Regions from separate parts of the Homo sapiens genome. Here all the other regions are linked to region 1. Evidence: chromatin contacts called from ENCODE Hi-C or POLR2A ChIA-PET data. All regions are on one chromosome and are shown on one strand. Each heading gives the region's core, a stretch centred on a gene start or an enhancer-like site at or near the end of the contact. The rest is flanking DNA. Distances are from core to core; before and after follow the strand shown.

The links. Hi-C counts contacts between places; a loop is a spot of excess contacts on that map. ChIA-PET counts read pairs that join two places held with the same protein, here RNA polymerase II (POLR2A). Pooled maps may share reads with other maps.
Region 2: a loop to region 1 is called in a pooled map, with 22 times the contacts of the local background. The contact joins the promoter of KMT2A here to the promoter of HSPA8 in region 1. A Hi-C loop is called at or near these places in 2 of 37 single-sample maps with no recorded cell type and 7 of 50 pooled maps.
Region 3: a loop to region 1 is called in a map with no recorded cell type, with 30 times the contacts of the local background. The contact joins the promoter of ARCN1 here to the promoter of HSPA8 in region 1. A Hi-C loop is called at or near these places in 1 of 37 single-sample maps with no recorded cell type and 5 of 50 pooled maps. POLR2A ChIA-PET finds 5 or more read pairs at or near these places in 1 of 52 experiments (naive thymus-derived CD4-positive, alpha-beta T cell).
Region 4: a map of OCI-LY7 shows a loop between it and region 1 (8-fold over the local background). The contact joins the promoter of RPUSD4 here to the promoter of HSPA8 in region 1. A Hi-C loop is called at or near these places in 1 of 168 maps with a recorded cell type or tissue (OCI-LY7), 2 of 37 single-sample maps with no recorded cell type and 10 of 50 pooled maps.
Region 5: a loop to region 1 is called in a map with no recorded cell type, with 9 times the contacts of the local background. The contact joins the promoter of TIRAP-AS1 here to the promoter of HSPA8 in region 1. A Hi-C loop is called at or near these places in 4 of 37 single-sample maps with no recorded cell type and 5 of 50 pooled maps.
Region 6: a pooled map shows a loop between it and region 1 (15-fold over the local background). The contact joins the promoter of CDON here to the promoter of HSPA8 in region 1. A Hi-C loop is called at or near these places in 1 of 168 maps with a recorded cell type or tissue (naive thymus-derived CD4-positive, alpha-beta T cell), 3 of 37 single-sample maps with no recorded cell type and 12 of 50 pooled maps.
Region 7: a map with no recorded cell type shows a loop between it and region 1 (14-fold over the local background). The contact joins the promoter of BCL9L here to the promoter of HSPA8 in region 1. A Hi-C loop is called at or near these places in 1 of 37 single-sample maps with no recorded cell type and 9 of 50 pooled maps. POLR2A ChIA-PET finds 5 or more read pairs at or near these places in 1 of 52 experiments (H1).

The regions. Positions count from the first base shown.
Region 1 is chr11:123,060,774-123,063,603 of GRCh38, reverse strand. It overlaps HSPA8 (heat shock protein family A (Hsp70) member 8), which reads left to right and starts at 1,468. Exons shown (of 9, transcript NM_006597.6): 1 at 1,468-1,540; 2 at 2,275-2,484; 3 at 2,806-2,830. The coding sequence starts at 2,280. It overlaps LOC124902775 (a long non-coding RNA gene), which reads right to left and starts at 942. Exons shown (of 2, transcript XR_007062927.1): 1 at 73-942. RefSeq lists enhancers at 720-989, 1,550-1,719 and a silencer at 1,010-1,399.
Region 2 is chr11:118,434,764-118,437,874 of GRCh38, reverse strand. KMT2A (lysine methyltransferase 2A) reads right to left here and starts at 1,383. Exons shown (of 36, transcript NM_001197104.2): 1 at 931-1,383. The coding sequence starts at 1,362. RefSeq lists enhancers at 1-414, 415-1,413, 2,075-2,214, 1,414-2,411 and a silencer at 1,285-1,764.
Region 3 is chr11:118,571,070-118,574,136 of GRCh38, reverse strand. It overlaps ARCN1 (archain 1 coat protein complex I subunit delta), which reads right to left and starts at 1,728. Exons shown (of 10, transcript NM_001655.5): 1 at 1,587-1,728. The coding sequence starts at 1,589. It also overlaps a transcript of IFT46 not described here. RefSeq lists enhancers at 1,347-1,426, 1,937-2,066.
Region 4 is chr11:126,210,301-126,213,041 of GRCh38, reverse strand. It overlaps RPUSD4 (RNA pseudouridine synthase D4), which reads left to right and starts at 1,392. Exons shown (of 7, transcript NM_032795.3): 1 at 1,392-1,592; 2 at 1,987-2,152. The coding sequence starts at 1,404. FAM118B (family with sequence similarity 118 member B) reads right to left here and starts at 1,260. Exons shown (of 9, transcript NM_024556.4): 1 at 1,212-1,260. RefSeq lists an enhancer at 1,378-1,607.
Region 5 is chr11:126,302,882-126,305,734 of GRCh38, reverse strand. It overlaps TIRAP-AS1 (TIRAP antisense RNA 1), which reads left to right and starts at 1,413. Exons shown (of 2, transcript NR_187388.1): 1 at 1,413-1,547. It overlaps DCPS (decapping enzyme, scavenger), which reads right to left and starts at 1,675. Exons shown (of 6, transcript NM_014026.6): 1 at 1,454-1,675. The coding sequence starts at 1,654. RefSeq lists a silencer at 1,588-1,717.
Region 6 is chr11:126,061,232-126,064,283 of GRCh38, reverse strand. It overlaps CDON (cell adhesion associated, oncogene regulated), which reads left to right and starts at 1,418. Exons shown (of 20, transcript NM_001378964.1): 1 at 1,418-1,705. RefSeq lists silencers at 831-920, 991-1,660.
Region 7 is chr11:118,924,269-118,927,373 of GRCh38, reverse strand. BCL9L (BCL9 like) reads left to right here and starts at 1,448. Exons shown (of 10, transcript NM_001378213.1): 1 at 1,448-2,136. RefSeq lists silencers at 324-383, 1,204-1,343, 1,544-1,593 and enhancers at 1,789-2,290, 2,662-2,731, 2,960-3,105.

The DNA.
Region 1 (2,830 bases), core at 219-2,718:
TCTTTTCCCCCATCGGTGCCTATTTATCTACTAAATAGGAATAACAGCTACCTCGCCTGCTTGAAAGGATACAGGGAGTGTTCAAGGTACCTGAGACAGGCTCTTGGAACCACAAGGCCCCACATATCCGCGGCCATGCACAACATTGCACAATTCAAAATTCTAGGCACCATTGTTTTGTGCACCAGCTCAGTCACGTTTTCAAAGCGTCGGTATGGTCTGTCGTTTAATTTTTGATGAAAGTCAAACCAGGAAAGATATCACCTCATGTTACTGAAAATACAAACGTTCAGAAAGTCTAAATCAAGGACGCACGGCTACTGGAACCTATGATTCCTAATGCCTGGTTCACCTAACCAAGAACACACTCGCCACCATTTAAACCTGTTTATTTTATAAACAACGGGGAAATGTAGGGCTTGGGCTAGTTGGGGAAGGACTGAGCCAAGAAGCCGAATCTGTTCTAGACGGAGGTGGGAAGGGGCCTAACGGTCAGGGCTCAGAGAAGCGGTTTCGCCTTCTTTTCCGCGGAGGGATCCAGACACGACCGCGTCCTGAGGCGGTTCTGAAAAGCCGGGCCCCTTAAACCTCTGCGTCGGGGGCTGCCTCCCGACAGTTGCCGTAGGGAAATGCAGGTGCTGGGAGGCCTGCCGAGCTAACCCGCCCCACCCCGCGGCGGCCTGGCGGCTCCCTCCAATCCCAATCCTGGGGGGCCGTGAGCGAGCAGCCCTAGTGGCACCCTGAAGCCGGAACCTTCGCCCCAGCCCCTCGGGGTCAGCCCTTGTCCAAAGCCACGCTATGAAATACAGATTCGCGAAACCCGGGGCACTTAGAGGCCCGTCTGGAACACGAAGGTGGGGCATGGAAAGGAGGATTCGGACGTGGGTGGGGGAGGGGAGCAACAACCTTCGCAGCCATTTTGTCCTCGCTCCACTTCCGTCTTCTCCTGCCCGGCTCCCGCGCCCAAACCCCTCCCTTCAGGCCCCGCGCGATTCCGCCCCCAGTTCTGTGCCGGCCAAGATCCCGGCTAGCGCCGCTATCATTGGTTAGTTCCAAGTTTGCCCGCCCCTCTTCCTCCTCCTTTTTCCGCCCCCTCCCTCCCGCGGAAGCTGGGGGCGCATGCGTAGAGGTGGACGCTCCCCTCCCCCGCCCGGGGTAACTGAGGACTCCCGCGCGCGGACTCGCTGCGCCCCACCCTCCCTTTCCCCGGGGCCGTCCGGAGAGCGGGGGCGAGCTTGAAAGTTCCAGAACGCTGCGGTGAGTGCGTTATCGTGAGGCGGAGCGCGGTGGGGTGGGTGCGGAAGGGGGCGAGGCCCGAGGAGTGGAGCCGGGCTTGTGATTGGGTCTTGTAAGGGCAGCCGGGCGTCTATTGGCCGGGGAAGCCGTAATGGCAGGCAGCAGGGGCGGGCCCCTTCTGGAAGGTTCTAAGATAGGGTATAAGAGGCAGGGTGGCGGGCGGAAACCGGTCTCATTGAACTCGCCTGCAGCTCTTGGGTTTTTTGTGGCTTCCTTCGTTATTGGAGCCAGGCCTACACCCCAGGTAAAACCTCTGCTCAAGAGTTGGGTTGTGGGTCTGGGAGCGTGCAGCCTCCACACAGGCCTGTTGGGCTTGCTGAGGCTTGGGGGTTCTGAGAATCTCGTCGAGGCGAGTGTGCGGCTCCTTCTACCGGCTTAAAGGGCCTCAGTTTTCGGTGGGATGGCAGCGGTATTTGGTTGCAGCCGGCAGGACGGAAATGTAGGGAGTGGGCCGCAGTGGCCCCAGGGGAGGCTGGGAGACGCCCGGCGGCCGCGTGGCGGGGGAGGGTTGCTGCATCGGTTTGCCTGGCGCGCGGGGAAGTGGAGCCAGCGTTTTCTTTCACCCAGTTCCCTGCTTAGTCCAGTCCCACCGTGGTTCTTCAGAGCTGTTCTTGGCGTGCTTCCAGTATGGGGGTACATTCCGGAGTAGTTAAAAGCCCGTTGACTCCCGGGGGCACTGGCACCTGGCGAGGGAGGGGAACAGACAGTGCTCAGTTCGGGGTAAGACCACGTGTTGAGCAACGCCCCACGCCGTCTGGGTAGATGGGTCCTTCATCTAGGGCGTGCTCTGCTGCGGTTGGCACGGCAACCTGGACTGCAGCACTAGTTCTGGACCTCGCGCGTGCTTAGACAGGAGGTGATGGGCACTATTACCTCTTGGCAGTGGCCATACGTTTTTCCTGGTTAAGTGTTCTGTTAAGGGATGAGGGAAATATTTTGATTAATTGAATTTTTAAACCAGATTTTTCTTTTTTTCAGCAACCATGTCCAAGGGACCTGCAGTTGGTATTGATCTTGGCACCACCTACTCTTGTGTGGGTGTTTTCCAGCACGGAAAAGTCGAGATAATTGCCAATGATCAGGGAAACCGAACCACTCCAAGCTATGTCGCCTTTACGGACACTGAACGGTTGATCGGTGATGCCGCAAAGAATCAAGTTGCAATGAACCCCACCAACACAGTTTTTGGTGAGTTCCTAATTTTAAATGACAGAACAAATATAACAGGGCTAGGAAGCACAAAAGTTTATGAAACGTGAGGAGGGAACTTTTTGATTTTAGAAAAACTGAGCTGAGAGACTTGTTATCAAGTCTGTTATAAAACAGGTTGTAGAAACCTTTCAGGCTGAAATCTGGATAACGTAGGAGGTTGAAGTTTGAACCTTTGCTACCTATATGGTAGTTGAATTCACCTACCTATGAACTGTTAGGTATTTGAGTAATCATGGACTTGAGTTTTATCAGAAGAGCTATGAAATTGAAAGTGTTTTCATTTGACACCTTTTACAGATGCCAAACGTCTGATTGGACGCAG
Region 2 (3,111 bases), core at 134-2,633, 4.6 Mb after region 1:
AGGGAAAGCCTGCCTCCTCTCCAAGGGGAGTGGTGGAAAGCTGCTCTTCTCTAAGCCTAGGGGACAGTGGACTATTTTCCCCTCCAAGATGCCACTAATCCTTCATTCTAAAGGAGGGAAAGGGTGGAGTGAAGGTAGAGTAATTCCCGGCTACCAATAGGCTAGAAACTGTAGCCCTGTAAGACGGGGCGGGGGGGGGAAGAGACTGCTGTATGAGGAATCACCGTTATCTTCAGAGGGAAAGGAGGTGAGACCAGGCAAGGTGCAGAGGAGAGATTTTCCCCGGTGGGGTAGGGCGGGATGGGGGAGGATCGGTCTGCTTGGGGTGGGGGTAGAGGGTGGAGGTGAAGGAAGGGGGAGTGGCTGGCAGTATAGGGACCTGGCCCGGGGATGGCGCGAGGGTTCATCGGGTTTTCGAAAGCAAGGTGCTGGAAGGGACACGATCCCCAAGGGCCAGGAGAACGTGGCCCTGGATGAGGCCATCACCCGAGAGACGCCCGAGAGGAAAACTGCCCTAGGAGTAACACATCTGCCCAGAGAGGGAGGCGGGGATGTGGCGGGATCAGGTCTCTAGGAGGGAGGGAGGGAGGAATCTTGCTCGGATGAGGTAATCTGTGAAAGGGAGGAGGGGTTCAGTCCCGGGATGGGAAACCCCGGCGAGGGGGTCTGTGCCAAGGGATTTGGGGAAGGGTCAGGGGGAGGAGAGCGGGGGGCAAACGCCCTCAGCCAGATGGGCCCAAACCCCGGGGTGGGGGCGCCTGGGGGTCTGCAGCCCTGCATGGGGGTCCCAAGATGGGAGAGCCATTCGCCCCGGGTCAGGGACCCCGAGATGGTCCCAGAATTGGGATGCTCCTCAATCCCGGATGGGGGAGGGGAGGGGGCTCCGCAGAGGGTCGAGACCCCGGACCTGGGGGTTCCTCGCCCCCTTACCTCTCCGCTGCCGCCTCCCCCGCCGCTCTCCCCAAACACGGCCCGGAACCGGCGCAGGTTGGTGCCGATGGCGGCCGAGACCTGCAGCGCCGCGTCGAAGCCCGGGCCCACCCGGAGCAGGGCCGGCCCTGAAGAGGCTGAGGACGATGACGAAGACGAAGACGAGGCGGACGACGAGGAGGCTGCTGAGGCGGCGGCCGCTCCCCCTGGAACCCCAGCCCCGCTGCTTCCCGCCGCCGCCGCCGCGGCCGCCACAGCCGGGGGGGAGGGGGGCGCCCCGGGGCCGCCACCGCCGACCGGGGGCCCGGGGGGAAGCAGCAGGGCCGGGACGCGTTGCCGCGGGGCGCCCCCTAGGCCCCGGCGCCCCCCGCCGCCGCCGCCCCCGGTGGTCCCGGGTCGGGCGGGGAAGCGCCACCGACAGCTGTGCGCCATGTTCGCCCCGTGAAGTGAAGCAGCGAGAGGGAGAGGCGACAACACAGGGGGGCGGGGAGGCGGAGGGGGGGGCACGGGGCCCCGGAACCTGCCTAACCAGCTCTGCGCCGCCCGGCCGCCTGCACCCTGCCGGCCGCTATGCAGAGCGCCGGGCCGCGCCCGCCAGCCCCGCAATCTGTATAGCGGCCTCGGGCCTCCGCCTCTGACGCCTGGGCGCTGCAACTCCATCCCGAGGCCCGGGCCGCCGCCTCCTGCCCGCCCGCCGGCCCCGCAACCTGGATAACTGCATGCCCCGCCCTCCGGGAGAGGCATTGCTCGGGAAAAGGAGGGGGGAAGGAAGCCCGGGAGCCCGGAGCAGAGCGCGGGTTCCGGAGAGAGGGGGAGGGGGCGAGGACTACGCGGAGGATGGAGGCGTAGGGAGCCGGGCCGCCTGCAGCCTTGAGCGCCGAGAGGCCGATTACACACGTTCCCGGGACGCGCTGGGAATCGAACAGCCCGGGAGAGCAGCTTCCAGTATAACGCGGCGGCTGGGTCGGGGAGCAGTGAGCCTTCTCCTCCGCCCCAGGGCACGGATACAAGATGGGTTAGCCCGAATTGAACGCTTCTAGAATAAAAGAGCCCTTATTGTACTACATGCAAAACAGAAGCGCTGCCCAGTTTACTATATGCAAAACAGAAAGGCCCTCAATGAACGCACTTTAAAAAATAAAAAAGGAGCCCCTCCCATTTTCATGCTGGAGCTCTTTCCAAAAAGCACACACCGAGTGGCAGGTCTCCTGCCACCTCCTCGCTCTACTGTGCACTCGTCTGGCTTTCGTGCCCTTCTGCAGGGAGTTGGGTTGTGTTTCTCCAGCCCGGGCACTGAGGCCACGGCGTGCTCCGCTAACGACGCGGTGTTACAACGAAGCTGAAGCTGGGTGGCTAACGGGGCCTGGAGGGAAGAGGCGGGCAAAAGCGCCCCCGCCCCTTCTTCCTCCGGTCTCTGCCTGCCGCTGCATGCAAAGCAGACCCTAATGTATGCACGCAGAGGGAGGGGGGCTCGCGAGCACGTTTCTGATTAAGAGAGGGGGAGGAGGAGAGCGTTGGGCATTATGATACACTGGGTGGAAGGGGCCCGCCGGCGGCGAGCTCTGTGCGCGGGGTTAGTAAGCTGAGGGGGGAGGGGGAAAGAAGGAGGCGAGTTAGGGAGGGGAATGAATATCCACCGGGTTTACTTTATTGCGGGAAAGAGGGGAGGGCGCCTCGAGCATAGCGTTAGACGCCTGCAAGGCTGGGAAAGCCGAGAGGGTAGGGAGGGGTTTGTGTCGGGAGAACTTGCGTTGGCTGAGGCTGGGGGATCGATACACAGCCTGCAGGCCCCGGGGCAGCCTCCATCCCCCAAGCCGAGGGGGAGTTCGCTGGAAGGTCATGCAGCCTTCCTGGACTCCCGCACCGGTACAGCGCACTGCATGTAATATTACAGCCTGGGGCGGCGAATTTGGGAAGGAGGGAGAGGGTCGTTGTGAGCAGGTTGCACTCAGCTCTGGCCCTCCGGAGGGTGCACTTCACGCCTCCAGAGAAGGTCCACAGCCTCCTGGTGCTGAAAACCTACGTCCCTCCACTGGCGAAACATTTGTGCAGAGCGGACGATGGGATGGGGGCTGGAGAGGAGCAATGAAAGGGAGGAGACACAGGCAAGCCTCAACTCCCCCAACTCGTCCCGAATCGATCTTCGTTCCAACCGCGCAGGATGGGGCCCAGATGGTTTGC
Region 3 (3,067 bases), core at 479-2,978, 4.5 Mb after region 1:
ACATGTCAAAATAGCATGCAAAAGTTATATTTTATATATATCACGTAGGGCTTTACCATCCCTCAGTTATCAATGAATTAAAAATACTAAGTTCCAAGAACCTTTTAACAAAGAATATTTTTAGAAAGATTACCTTTATCTGGTTTATATAATACAAGACCTTAACTTTACTATTAAAATAAAAATATGCTCTAAAATGCATTATTAATTCCAGGGTGTAAACGGGAACTGAGTTTCAAAATCACTAACCAAATACAGAACCTCCTGGAGAAACTGAAAATACAAGTTTCTGGAAATTTTGTGTCCAACACAAAAATTTTAGGAGGCAAACCTGTTTGATGCAATTTATATACCTGAGGCTGAGAAAAGCTGTTCAGTGGCCTAAAGTCCAAGCATGAATTCCCCCCATTATCCAAGTTCTTATCTAAAGGGTTGTCAATAGAACTTATTAGGATTGCCACCAAATTACATTCTGCCATCTCTCAGGTACACTGGACGATGTTTTAAATCAAGTTATCTATTGACAAAAGAATAAAAAAGAACAGAACAGAACATCCTTCAAAAGACTAAAGGACATAAGGTGCACTGAAAAATAAATTACTAGCTTTTTTGAAACCAAAGAATGTCTACTACTTCATGAATATCCACAAATCACAGCGATAAAGGAAGATTGAGTGATGTCAGCAGTTCTGATTTCCTCCATCCTCAACCACATTAACCTTTCTCATCCTTGTAACAGATGAGTATACAAAGATAACGCATGGGAAGGCAAGTAACTGGTCTCGGAGGCTAACCCATCCCTCTTACTCCACCTCCTGTGAGACATCTGACTACGACATGCCACATACACATTTTTCTTCACCTGGACAATAAGTTCCTTGAAGGCAAACCCTGTGTTCTCTGGAACCTGCTCACATTTTCCCAGTGGTCTACACAGTGTATGTACCCCGAGTCACACTAACAAATGGACACAAGTGAGTTCTGCGGAAGTAGTGGAAGGTTTCAGAGACACTTGGGTCCTATACATTAGTGTTAGAAGTTACTCCTTTCCGCTCTGTGTCTCCATTTCCCCCTTCTGAACAAAAAGAAAAATTTCTGGACACCAGTGGATTTGCATTTCGAGTTATCAACGGCCTAGCAAACACCGGGGGTGGGAGACAAGCTCTGATTAACAGAAGGACCAGAACCTCCGGAGACAGGCCCAGCCTGCTGAGCCTAAGCGCCAGGGAACCGGCGGGACAGCATCAGTTCCGAGGTCCGCAGCCTGGGACCCGCACCACCACCACGAAGTTCTCGCAGAGCAAAAACGCCGGGCCGTCTCAGGGGCAGGTCCCAGCAAACGAGGGAGTCCAGCTGGTTGGGGGGTGGTGCGGAAGCGGGCACGACGACAGATGGACTGGAGTCAGCTCCATCGGATCTCCAGGAGACCGGGCACAGGAGGCCACACTGCTCCCCGAGCCCGGAGCAAAAGCACTCTGCCCTAGACCCTCAGGGCGGGGCTCCTCCGGCCCCTGCCCCAGGCCCGCCGACAAGGAGAGACGGTGAGGCTCGGACCCCAGGAGTTCGGGTCCTGGCTCGGATCTTACCATGGTGAGGGCGGTGGTGGGGCGCGCCCGCACTCCGGCTCCACTGGGGATAGGGGTAGGGTCTGGGGAACGGGAGCACCAGCAGCTCTGGACCTGCTGCCCCCTTGACAGGAACCGCTGCCGCTTCGCCTCTTGCCAAGATGGCGGCCCCAAGCCACGTCTTCAACCGGAAGCGGCGCAGGTCAAAGGGCGGGGGGGGGGGCGGGGCCTGTGGGCTGGGGAAATTGAGGGTACCCCGCTCCGGTTACGATTAAGCCCAGGAGGTGTAGGGGGCGTTCACCCTCCAGCTGTGGAACCTCGTATCTCTCCCCTTTCACTGTCATCGCCTTCATTTATTTTGCGTCACATCTTACAGTTTAACAAGCCGCTGGCACAGCCACTATTATTTAATATACAGGATAACCTGTGTGCCTAAAAGACCAGTATCCGGAATATATAAAGAACTTTTTTTTTTTTTTTTTGAGATGGAGTCTCACTCTGTCGCCCAGGCTGGAGTGCAATGGCGTGATCTCGGCTCACTGCAACCTCCACTTCCCAGGTTCAAGCGATTCTTCTGCCTCAGCCTCCGGAGTAGCTGGGATTACAGGCACGCGCCACACCACGCTCGGCTGTTTTTTGTATTTTTAGTTGAGACGGGGTTTCACCATGTCGGCCAGGCTAGCCTCAAACTTCTGACCCCAAGTGATCCGCCCGCCTCAGCCTCCCAATGTTGGGATTACAGGCGTCAGCCACCGCGCCTGGCCTAAGAACTCTTATAACTCAGCAATAAAAAGACAAATACAGTATTCCTGTCTAAAAATGGGCTTCATCTGCAAAATGGAGGGAGTAGAAAACACAAAATTAAAATGAGCAAAAGATTTGAATAGATATGTGTCCAAAGAAGATATATAAATGGCTAATATGCACATTAAGAAATGTTGAATATCCTTAGGGAAATGGAAATCAGACCCGTGGTGAGACGTCATTTCACACTCACTAGGATGGCTATCATAATAATTGTTGGTGAGGATGAATGTAAAATAGTGCAGCCACGTTGGAAAAGAGTTTGGCAGTTCCTCAAAAAGTTAAACAAAATTACCACATGACTGAGCAATTCCACTCATAGGTACATACCCAGGAGAACTGAATATATGTCAACACAAAAATGTGTACTCTAATGTTCATAGCAGCATTATTCATAGTAGCCAAAAAGTGGAGACAATCCAAACAAATCCATTCATCAATAGATGTGGCATATATATGCAATGGAATATTATTTAGTCACAAAAAGGAATAAAGTACTGACATGCTACAATATGGATGAACCTTGAGAATATTATGTGAAAAAAGACGGATACAATGGGGCACTCATATATGATTCCATTAATACGAAAGATCCAGAATAGAAGAAAATCCACAGAGACAGAAACTAGCTTAGTGATTTCCAGGGGCTCAGGAAGGGTAGGAATAGAGAGTGACAGTTAATTAGTGTAAGATTTATT
Region 4 (2,741 bases), core at 143-2,642, 3.1 Mb before region 1:
TGTAGGGGGAAAAGACCAGACCTCATCACTGACCACCTAGATTGTAACTAGTTTTCCTACTATCAAACCCTTTCCTTCCCCACTATCAAACCCTTTCCTTCCCCATCTGTCCTGCATTCAACTGCCAGATTCATTTCCAGAATTCCACTTTCAAGGAGTCTCTCTGCCCTACTCGAAAAGCTTCAAAGACTCCTCACTACGTATCACCTCTAGTTCAAACTCTTCAACTTGAGTCTTCTATGAGTAGCTCCACCTGATCAACTTTGTTTCTTGTTGGTACGGCTCCCTTCTGCCAAACCCTTTAGGAGGTGTAGAACCCAAATCTAATTCAACTACCTATTCTCTAATAACTCCTCAGGCAGCCTTCATTCCAAGCAGTCTTAAAAAATTGTTCCTTCTATCGTCACAGATCCATTAGTTTTCAGGACATTCTTTCTGAACTCAGCATAAGCTTTCCTCTTAACAAATGGCAGGTATATCCCAAGTTATTTTTAACACTACCATCCCAAACAGATGTTTATCTTCCCAGCCACCCCTGAGTGAAATCAGAGGGAGTCGCCTGCAGTTCGGGCAAGGGAATCCCAACATCGCATCTCGTGAGAGGAGGTATGGTGTGGTTGCAAACTATGGAGAGGAAAAATAAAGGAAACAGGAAAAGTGAAGGTCTGTGCTCCGTTCTTTCAGCTTTTTCTTTAGGAGGAGTAGGGAAGGTAGGGAGGAGACCCCCAAGAAATGAATTCTTGAGGAAGGGCAGAAAAAACACTCACAGTGCTTCCTAAGTAGGAAATAGGTGCTGGGGGCCCTGGATAAGGGAAGGGGCCGTCATCCTTAGGAGAAGGGTACAGGTTACAACGCGAAACAAAGAGGCTGGGAGTTGGAAGATGAAGGGTGGAGAGACTACAGAGATCCGGGCATCCGATCAAGAGGGTCCCCGACGCGTCCCGCAGGGGACTGGCGGATCACCGGAGATTCAGTGGCTAAGAGGGACGGCGTCGGTGCCTAGGAGGGCTCTGGGGCGAGCGTTTATGGGACATCGCTCCTAAGGGGGCGCGGGGGCGGGGAGGAGTTTTTGAGTGGGATCGTGTACCAAAAGGAGAAACGTTTCTCAGACCAGTGCTCTTCTTGAACGGAAATCCCGGGGACGCAGAAAACGTTAAACCGTTGAGGCACCGGCATTTCCCAGCCCCAGCCCGGCTTCCCTACACACTCACCGAGTCTCCTCCAAACGCCACTGCTCCAGCTGCAGCTACCGGCCGGCGCAGCCGCACTGAGCGCGCACCGTCCCCACGTGACTCGCCCAGGCCCCACCCCGCACCACGTGACCTGCAGGGCCCACCCACTCCCGCCTCATTGTAGTCGCCCTTCTCCACGTGGTCTTGGCTCGCCCCGCCCTTCCTTGTAAGATGGCGGCGCCCAGGTGGAGCGCGTCGGGCCCCTGGATCCGGGGAAACGGCCAAGGTTGCGGGAGTCTCTTCACTCTCGTCTCAAAGCCATTTTGTGCCGCTGCCGCTGCCTCTACGGCCATAAATGCCCAGAGATTAGCGGAGAAGCTCCGAGCCCAGAAACGGGAACAAGACACAAAGAAGGAGCCGGTGAGTCCAAAGGGACCAGAACTCCCTAGAGGCAGTGCGCTCATTGGTTTCCCAGACGGGGAGTAGGTAGGAGGGTCCTCTGAGTGAAAGCGTGTGAGTCAATAGCCCGGACGCAAGGTGGGAGAATGGGGAGAAGGCGGAGGGGAGGGGTCAGTAAGGGTACGGTGTTTTCCCGTGAGCTGGATCTTTGGCTACTGTCAGGCTCAGTCCTAACCACTGCGTCGGTACGCAGGTTAGACAGATGGGTATCTCTGCTCTCAAATTAGTCGAAGGCGGCGCGGGTCTGATGCAAAGATAGTCATTCCCTACTCAGATTCTCACCCAGACCTTTATGGAAGGTCTTCTCCACGGCTTCCGCACCAGGCATTCCCCACGGCTCCTTCTTTCTCCCTAGGTGTCCACAAACGCTGTTCAGCGGAGAGTGCAAGAAATAGTGCGGTTCACACGGCAGCTGCAGCGAGTCCACCCCAACGTGCTTGCTAAGGCACTGACCCGAGGAATTCTCCACCAGGACAAGAACCTTGTGGTCATCAATAAGCCCTACGGTCTCCCTGTGCATGGTAAGGACCACGCGGGAAAGGTGGAGGAACCTGCAGCTGCTTTCTGCTACAACCGAGGAAAACTGAGACGTTACTTGTGGTGCACTCTAAAGCCTTGCATTCAAATTAATTAAACTTTTGTAAACTACCGTCCAATATAAGGAACCACCGAGAACACAGAAATAAATAAATAAGACAGTCCTCCCTTTCTAAACATCTGACAGTAAGCAATTCGTAGAATACGCTGTGTGCAGACTACAGGGATCGCTGTAGAGATATACAAAGGCTGTGTGGTTCTAGACTAAAGGTTATCTTCCATCAGAACTGGGAATGAGAAAATGATACATAAGAAAAAAGGGGGTGTGTGTGTGTGTGTGTGTGTGTGTGTGTATGTATGTTGGAGTATATGTAACATACAACCCCAGAGTGACTGGAATTTAGTGGACCTTCAAATGTCTTTCAACAGATGTTGCATGTAGTTGTCAGGGACAGCTGAAGTGAATCAGGAAAGATTGATTTAAAAAATGCATTTGTGAAAGAGGGAAAAGGCCCATTTTAGCTAGAAGAAGGTAATGCTTTTTGGGGAGATACGGAGATAGTTGTTCACAAA
Region 5 (2,853 bases), core at 164-2,663, 3.2 Mb before region 1:
ACAACAAAAAACAAGGCCCAGCGCAGTCGCTCATGCCTATAATCCCAGCACTTTGGGAGGCAGAGGTGGGTGGATCACCTGAGGTCAGGAGTTCAAGACCAGCCTGGCCAACATGGTGAAACCCTGTCTCTACTAAAAATACGAAAATTAGCTGGGCATGGTGGCAGATGCCTGTAATCCCAGCTACTTGGGAGGCTGAGGCAGGAGAATCACTTGAATCCAGAAAGTGGAGGTTGCAGTGAGCCAAGATAGTGCCATTGCACTCCAGCCTGGACAAGAAGAGTGAAACTCCATCTCAAAAAAAAAAAAAAAAAAAAAAAAGGCGGGTGCGGTGGCTCACGCCTGTAATCCCAGCACTTTGGGAGGCAGAGGCAGGCGGATCACCTGAGGTCAGGAGTTCGAGACCAGCCTGGCCAACATGGTGAAACCCCCATCTCTACTAAAAATACAAAAATTAGCTGGGCATGGTGGCGGGGGCCTGTAATCCCAGCTATTGGGCAGGCTGAGGCAGGTAGAATAGCTTGAACTCGGGAGGCAGAGGTTGCAGTGAGCCGAGATCACATCACTGCACTCTAGCCTGGGTGACAGAGAGGAGAGACTCCGTCTCAAAAATAAATAAATAAATAAATAAAAATTTAAAAACCAGATACACACAGAGGCATGGAAGCCTAGGCCAAGGTTCCCTGATCCTCCCAAAGGTGAGAGTTCCTGCTAGTAGTTCTAGGGAACCCCCTTATCTGCCCTGGCTAGGCCTCCTCACTAGTTTCTGGGGAACCCCCATATCTGCTCTGGCTAGGCCTCCTCACTAGTTCCTGGAATGGTCTCCATCTCTCCTCAGCCCCTGCCAGATTGCTGAGCACGTTGGTATTGGAGCAAGCTGTGTGTATCTGTCTCGCCAGAAATATTCCGTAGTCCTGAAGATCAGGGATGGTAACTTTCGTCTCCACATCCCCAGTACCTAGTTTAGTGTCTGGCATGCATGAAAGTGCGTGCGTAGAACTGAATTAACAATTATAATATATTGTTCTCCTGTTACGGCTGAAGTCGCGTAAGGCAGAGATCACATCTCCTACAGTCTCATGTCGTTTCCACGGACAGGGATGAGCGAGACATCTAACATTGACTGGGTTCCTAGTCCCTGTATACATAAATGGATGATGAATGGCTTGGGGAATGTAACATGTGATCTTTAATCTGCAATGCACTCTCCCAGTAGATATTTCTAGTGGAGACATTAGAAAAATTAGAGCTAGATGTGTTCATTGCCTTAATTTCAAAGGCAATCTTGCCGCCTTTCACCGCCCCTCTATGCATTCTAGTGGCGCACTCCCGCCTCCCCGGAGTGATAATGATTGGTATTTTCCAGCCGAGATCCGAAAAAAAAAAATCTGCCTCCGAGGCGATGATTGGTTCACTGCTTCCCGCATCCCACCTCAGGGTTGCCTCCTGGTACCTTCCCGTGTAGGAAAATGATTTTGTCCCGCGCAGACTCCCTCAGCACCTTCTGCAGTCTGAAGCCGGAGAACGGTAAGCGGACAGGAGCACAGGTACCATTTCCAACTCCTGCCTCCTTTTCCTCTGTGCTGGCGGCGTGGGCCTCCTCCACGTCCAATTCGCGCTTCCTCTTGCCTAGTTGAGGAGCTGCGTCCGCCATGCTGCCGCGGAGGCGGTGTGCGCCTGCGCCCCCTGCGCTGGCCCCGCCCCTAGCCCGAGTCCAGCGGCCTGGCTGGGCTGCTAACTCCCGGCCTACCCTGCTCTGGCACCCGCTCCTGCGGGATGCGTGCCGCGCATGGCGGAGCCCGCTGACCTGTCCCAGGGCGCGCCTTTCAACCGAGTTACTGCCTTTGGCCCCGTTGTGGTGCCGGCCGGCCCTCAGGGAAGGGAAAAGAAGGCTGAGAGTCCCGAAAGCGGCGGGCTAGAGGTGGCTGCGCAGTGAAGAGGGACCCCCAGGCCCACGCCCCGGGGTGGGAGCCGAAGACGCCCTTGGGCCACGGTAGTGTTGGAGCCCTTGTTTGAATACTGACATTTTAATCATAGTTACACCGACGTTGACCAATTATCGGGGAAGCAACGTTTCTGACGCAAATCCGTGAGCCCATTTGATTCCTTGGTCGATTTTTTATACCGAGTATTTAAGCCATTTCCATTTTTCTCCCATTTTAATTACTTTGCAGAAATTTTCATCGTGGTCAGTTTTTTACTTTGTAGACTCAGTACTTTTCTGCTGACAAAAAAGGTAAACGAATATGGCCAGAAGAACCATCTCCACCACCCACTTATTTCCGGGCTAGAGGCATCCCCCTCCTCTCTATTTTGTTTACCTGTATTTCTGCCCTGCTACCCAGGGATATGATTTGCAGTATGATTCGTCTCCCAGGGTTTCGTTTCTCTTTTTTTTTTTTTTTTTTTTTTTTTTTGCCATATAAAATTATTACTTGTAACTTCTGCTGTTGAGGGTTTCTTTGGTGACCATTGTTTCTGGTTAGCCCGTTTTTCACTGGTGTTATTTAACAGATCTAAATTTTGTGAAGAGTTGGTACTTACGGACAGGCGCGGTGGCTCACGCCTGTAATTCCAGCACTTCGAGAGGTCGAGGTGGACGGATCACGAGGTTAAGATACCGAGACCATCCTGGCCAACATGGTGAAACCCCGTCTCTACTAAAAATACAAAAATTACCCGGGCGTGGTGGCCCGCGCCTGTAGTCCCAGCTACTCGGGAGGCTGAGGCAGGAAAATCGCTTGAACGCGGGCGGAGTATTGTAGTGAGCCGAGATCGCACCACTGCACTCCACCCTGGCGACAGAGCGAGACTACGTCTCAAAGAAAAAAAAAAAGAGTTGGTACTTACATC
Region 6 (3,052 bases), core at 169-2,668, 3.0 Mb before region 1:
TGAGGCAGGAGAATCGCTTGCACTCGGGAGGCGGAGGTTGCAGTGAGCCAAGATCGCACCATTGCACTCCAGCCTGGGCAACAAGAGCACCCCAGCCTGGGCGACAGAGTGAGACTCCGTCTTAAGAAAAAAAATTGTGTTTTTTTTTTCCGTCCTGTACTGACTTTCTTTCCAGGGGCTTTACAAAAACCCTGAATCTAGCTAATGCAGAAAGCTAACCTGCTTGAACAATACCACACTTTCAAAGCATTTCTTTTTAAAATTCACGTAAGAAGGTAAGGGAGGACTGGCATATTTCTCCTGAAGTTCAGTACTGAGTATTTATAAACTTAACTATTATTAGGGATCCTTTTGTAGTTAAGCTAATAGTAAGTAATGATGATGGGGAAAAAAAAGAGCTAACTGCTAATAATAACAATTTATAAAGAAGTTACAGTCCTTGAATGCCCACTGAGTGGCAGGTGCTTTTCACAAAGTATCGTATTTACGCTTCACAGCAACATTTTGAATAGAAATTTATTTTTCCTTTTTCTGTTTGAACAACTGAAGTTCATTGAGTTCAGATAACTTGGGGCAGGTCCAACGGACGAGTTGGAAAGACTCTGGGGCCAAAGGCTCACACCACGCCTCTCCTAGCCCCTGAGTTTTGCTACCTGCTTGCGTTTATGTGCAGGCAGGGCGGGTGGGTGGTGGTGGGGGAATCAGATGAAGCTGCCTAAGGAATTAAACATGGAAAGTGGTGGAAAGGCGAAGGAGGTATAAGCGGTGGGCCGCTGGAACCCTAAGAGAGACCAGGCAAGAACCGGGAGAAGGGATGCACCCGTTGGCGGCTCAGAGAACTTAGGTAGAGGCGAGGGGCGGGGCGGGGCGAGGGGCGGGGCCTGAACGAGGCTAGGGCGGGGCCCGAACGAGGCTAGGGCGGGGCCCGAACGAGGCTAGGGCGGGGCCTCGGGGGACAGAGTCGACCATTTGGAGACCTGCCAGAAGAGCCGTCTCTCCAAGGGAATGAAAGGTGAGGGGAGCGTGAGTGCAGGCATGATGGGAATCTCCGTGACTTGGTAAGGCAACTCACCCTTACCTGTCCTACACCCAAGAAAAGCCTCTTCTATGCTCCCCTGGGGTATCTCTCTTGCAGAGTAGGCAGGTCAATGACGAGGAGAGGGTCCTGCCCAGAGCGTGCCCCCCTCCGTCACTTGGTACGGCCCGTGCCCCCGCCGCTGATCTGGCAGGCTGCGCGCGCACACTCCGGCCGGGTGCGGGCCGGCGGGGCACAGCGGCCTCTACGGCCCGCCTCCGTCAGTCATTCCCCGGTCCCTCCTCCCGCTGCTCGCGTGCTCCGGGCCGGCCCAGCACCCTCCGAGTTACGTGCCCGCGCTCCCCGGCGGGGAGGAGCGCAGCCGCGGGGGCGCGCCCCGGTGACTCCGCCCCTCAGCTCCCCTCCCCTGAGCCCGGGAGCCCGGCTCGCGCGGCTAGGTGCGAGGAGACCCGGGACCCCACGCCCGCCCGCCCTGCCCAGCGCCCCAGCCCCGGCGTGCGAGGCGCCGCTCCCTCCTCTGCCCTGCGCGGTGCATGGAGGGGCCCGTTCGGATCGCAGCCGCCGCCACCGTAGCCGCCGCCGCGCGCGCGCGGGGGGATGACCTGGGGGTGGCTTTCCGAGCCGGCTGCAGCGCAGGAGGTCTGGAGGCTTAGCCAGCCCCGCGGAGAGGTGCGGGGGTGGGGGTCCCGCCGCAGGGTCGGAGGGAGGGGTGGCGCGCGGGCACTGGGCTTGGGGGGCCTTGGCTTAGGGGACGGGAGGTCCCGGGGACGGGCGGGCCGGCGTTCCCTGGAGGGCGTGGGGGTGCAGGGCTGCGTGCGGGGTCTGGATGCTGATGCTTGCCCGGCGGGGAGCCCCGGCGTTCCGCGTCCTCGGGGGCTCGGAGGCACCTCGCGGGAGGAGGCGGGGTGAGGTGTCAGTGACACGACGAAACCTCTTCTTGACGATGGTCCTCGGGGGCAGGTGAGATGCCGCAGAGCGGGGAGCTAGGGCGCCCGCGCGTTTTCCCAAGGGAGCCGGGTCCCTGGCCTCTCTCAATCTCCATCCCTGCAGAGCGCCCGCGAGAGACAGTGATTTATGTGTAGGGAGAAGCAAGAGAAATTTCCTGCACAATGTATCTTTCTCTGCCTTCACAAGACTCACTGACTTCCCAGCCCCAGGGAGTGTATTTTTCCTTCTCCTCTGTAAAGCTTTCTGTGGATTGCATTATCATTTGCTAAATACATTACAGCTCGCTATTTATTTCAGTCGGCAGCTTCCAGACCTTTGTTGCTTTCTCTCCACATCTAGGAATTTCAGCAATAAATCACTGAGGGGGATAGATAGACTCTCTTGCCCTTCCCTTCATTGTTCTCCCTAACCCCACCAAATCAGGTGGAAGGCTCTCCAAAAGGAGCTGTTTCCAGAATGCCTGCCCTTCCTCATCAGGACGACAGAGGGTGGCAGGTGCTTTAAGGGCAGACTGCTTTCCAGTGGGAATCCAGAATTTAGAGAACCTCATCAACAGAAAGTCAGCCTTTGTGTCCCAAACCAGACACCTTGAAAAACAGGAGGTTGGACTAAAAGCTCACATGAGATTTATTTTCAGGCCTATGCCAGTAAAGATGAAAGACGCCAAGTCAGTGAATTCTGATTCCTTTCGGCGCTGATAACATAACCCTCAAATTCCCAACTGACACTTGGCATACCTAGTGGACAGTGTCTCCAAGGAGAGGAAGGTGGGGAGGGTGTTAGAAAATGAAATGAGTTTATTGTCAGCATAATTCTAAACATTCTATGACATTTTGTAGTTCTCCCCCACCCTCAGTCTATTTTTAGCTGAAAATTTGGGGATAGTTCAACTTTTAAGATAAGATGAAAGAAAACCTTCAAAAAATTTTCTGGAAATTTTAAATTAGTGCTTAACTAGAAAGCATTCTTTGGAACCCGAGAAGCACCAAATACTGCAGTCTCTGTTATGCACATGTTGGAATGAACTGCCTCATACTTGAAGTTATATGAGAAGGATGGAGAAAACCT
Region 7 (3,105 bases), core at 199-2,698, 4.1 Mb after region 1:
TACACCTATACATATATAGGGGTGTGTGTGTGTATATATATATGTGTGTGTGTGTGTGTGACAAGATACAACACATCAGGAAGTACTCAGATGCTATGATGGGATAGGTGGTCAGAAGAGAGGGAGGTCAGTGAGGCTAGAACTATCTGGGGACCATCTGTGAGGAGGGGCAGGGGAGAGGGCCGAGGAAACAGCAGGAACAAGCAGGCTGGCTAGTGTTCTTCCTATCAGACACAGTCAATGCTTGTCACTTGCTATTAATTCTGGGTGGGTGGGGACAGTAGGAAACAGGGAAAGTGCCCTGGGATAAGGAGACCCAAATTCTAGTCCTGGGCTTACCACTTTCTAGCTGGGTAGCTCTGGGTAAGTCCTTAGGTAATGCAAACCTCAATTTCCTCACCTCTGTAATGGGACCATAACCTCTTTCTTGCAGGTTTGTGGTGAGCATTGAAACATGTGAAATGTTTTTAAAAAGCGCTTTGGGCCGGGCGCGGTGGCTCACGCCTGTAATCCCAGCACTTTGGGAGGCCAAGGCAGGTTGATCACCTGAGGTCAGTAGTTCGAGACCAGCCTGGCCGACATGGTGAAACGCTGTCTCTACTAAAAATACAAAATTAGCCGGGCATGGTGGCAGGTGCCTGCAATCCCAGCTACTTGGGAGGTTCAGGCAGGAGAATCGCTTTAACCCAGAAGGCAGAGGTTACAGTGAGCTGAGACCGCGCCTTTGCACTCCAGCCTGGGCAACAAGAGCGAAACTCCATCTCAAAAAAAAAAAAGGGCTTTACATTTTCTTTTTCATTGCCTCGATCGTCCTATAGGGTGGTGAGAGTGTGTGTGTGTGTGTGTGTGTGTGTGAGAGAGAGAGAGAGAGAGAGAAGCACTTTGAGGTTAGGTTAGGAGAGTTCTTTTGAGAAGACAAAGGTTTCACTTCCACAAACATTTTCTTAGCATGCACTTTGTGCTGCTGAGGATTGAGATGAAAAAACTCAGTCTGTGTCCTCAAGGACCTCATGGTCTACTAGGAGAGACATGAATAAAGAGATGCTCAGTGCATTATGGATGTGGGTGGGTACAACGAAGAGGGGACCCAGTGCTGTGTGTGTGTGTGTGTGTGCGCGCGCGTGTGTCCAGGCAACTTCCACTCCTTCCAATCAGTGCAGATAGGAAGGTAGGTTTGTCAAACCTTTCCCTAGCCTGGGATGTTGTTGGCGCGTCTCCTCCCCAGTTCTCAGGAGTGAGGAGGAGAGCAGAAACCCCCCTCCCCGCCCCCGGGCCAACCTGCCTCCCGCTAGCCGGCCGGGCGCCTTACCGAGTCAGACCACTGGGAGGCTGGGGGAGCCGGGTTGGGCGAGGAGGCAAGCGAGATGGGGGAGCTCTTATTTTGACAGGGGCCTCTCCGGGCTCTGGTATGAAGGCAGAAGGAGGCAGCCAGAGAGCCCCGATGCTTATTCAGGCTGGGGAGTGGAGCCGAGTGGAGGGGCAAGCGAGGCTCCGGCAGCGCAGGGGAGCCCGGGGAGGCGGCGGCGCGCGGCGGAGCCAGTGGCTGGACATGCCCCGGACCCGGGGCCGCTGCACCACCGCCGCCGCCCGGAGCCAGCCGGCCGGACGCCCGCACGCCTGGGTCCCCCGGCGCCGCGCCGCCCGGGGGCTGTGACCCGGACCCTCGGAGTCCGACCAACAATAAGCGCCCAGACAGCCCCTCCCCACCCAGCGCCCGGCATTCCCGCGGGCTTTGGGGAAAGGAAAGGAGAGGCGAGGAAGGAAGGAAGGAAGCAAGCAAGCAAGCAAGGGAAGGAGGAGCAGGAGCAGGAGCCGGAGCCCTGAGGTTCGGGGCCGAGACCCCGGCCCCGCGCCCCGGCCCCGGCGGGTGTGCGCGCTCTCCCGCCACTGCCCGGCGCCCGCGACCATGCTCCGCGGTTGGGAGGCAGGAACCCAGGCACCCAGCGATCCCCGGATAGCCTCTCCCGGGCCGGGCTGGTATTGAGATCAAGGCGTCCAGGATCAAAAGATCACCGCCTGCCCGCCCCCTCTGCATCTCCAACTGGCGAGCAGGAGGACCCCCATCCACACAACGACCCTGACCTGGTCATGGCGTCCAGCTCCGGCCTGGCGTGAGGACCCCCCAATCCGCGTGAGGTGAGGGGTGGGCTGGGGGCAAGGCGAAAGTCATGCCAGGCCAGCAGAGGCGCGAGGAGGGAGATCCAGTTTGAATCGGGGAGGGGAAACACAGTCTGATTGTCTCTTGCTCTCTGGCACGTACCCCCAGGCTGTTTAAGGTGTGGGGGACTCCCCCAGGGTCAGTGGAGGCTACTCTTAAGCCCCCAATCAGGTTGGCAGCTCCAGAACACCGTGGGGAGGGCTTAGGGACAGCCAGGGGACCCTGCCACCCTAGCGCAGAGAACAAGGCCGGCCTTGGGCCAGCTGGAGCAGCGAACCTTGCCCTGGGGGCTTCTGGGAGATGTAGTCCCCCTCCCAGGCTCACCAACCCCGTGGGTCTCAGCACCCCAGCCCTCCTCCTCTGGCTGATAGGAGCCTCCAGAAGGAGGTGGGTTGGGACTGGGGAGAGCTGGGGGTCACCCTTTTCTCCCAGGCACTGCCTGTGAGTAGCGGGGGCTGTGACTGAGGAGTCTCTTCTTCCAAGGCTTCTGAGTGATGTGGGCTTGGCTGGGGGGTGGGGCAGTCATACAGTTCCTTGGAAGTGTCCCTGCGCTGCTAAGGGGAGGTGGCCCCTGTCTTGATCCAAAGGAACCCTCGGGGAAGAATGTAGGAAGAGAAGTGAGCTTAGGCTTCTTGTTGCGCTGGGGTAGGTCCTATTCCAGGGCTGCTGGAATTTGGTTTCAGAAGAGACAGAGGGCTGCTCTCTCCTTCTGAGAAGGATAGTGTCCCTTGAAGTCTAGGAGTCTGGAGGGTGTCTCTCTGGAGCAATGAAGCTAGGATCAGCTACTGTCTGTCTGTCCAGCTTCCTTCCTTCCGGGTTTTTCTGACACCCCCTCTCTCCCTTCTCTTTCTGTCTACTGCTTGGGGTGTGTGTCTGTGTCTGTGTCTGTGTCTGGGGGAACCTCTGCTGCGAGGAGAAAAAGTGTTGCTCTGAGAGAGGTGAACTGG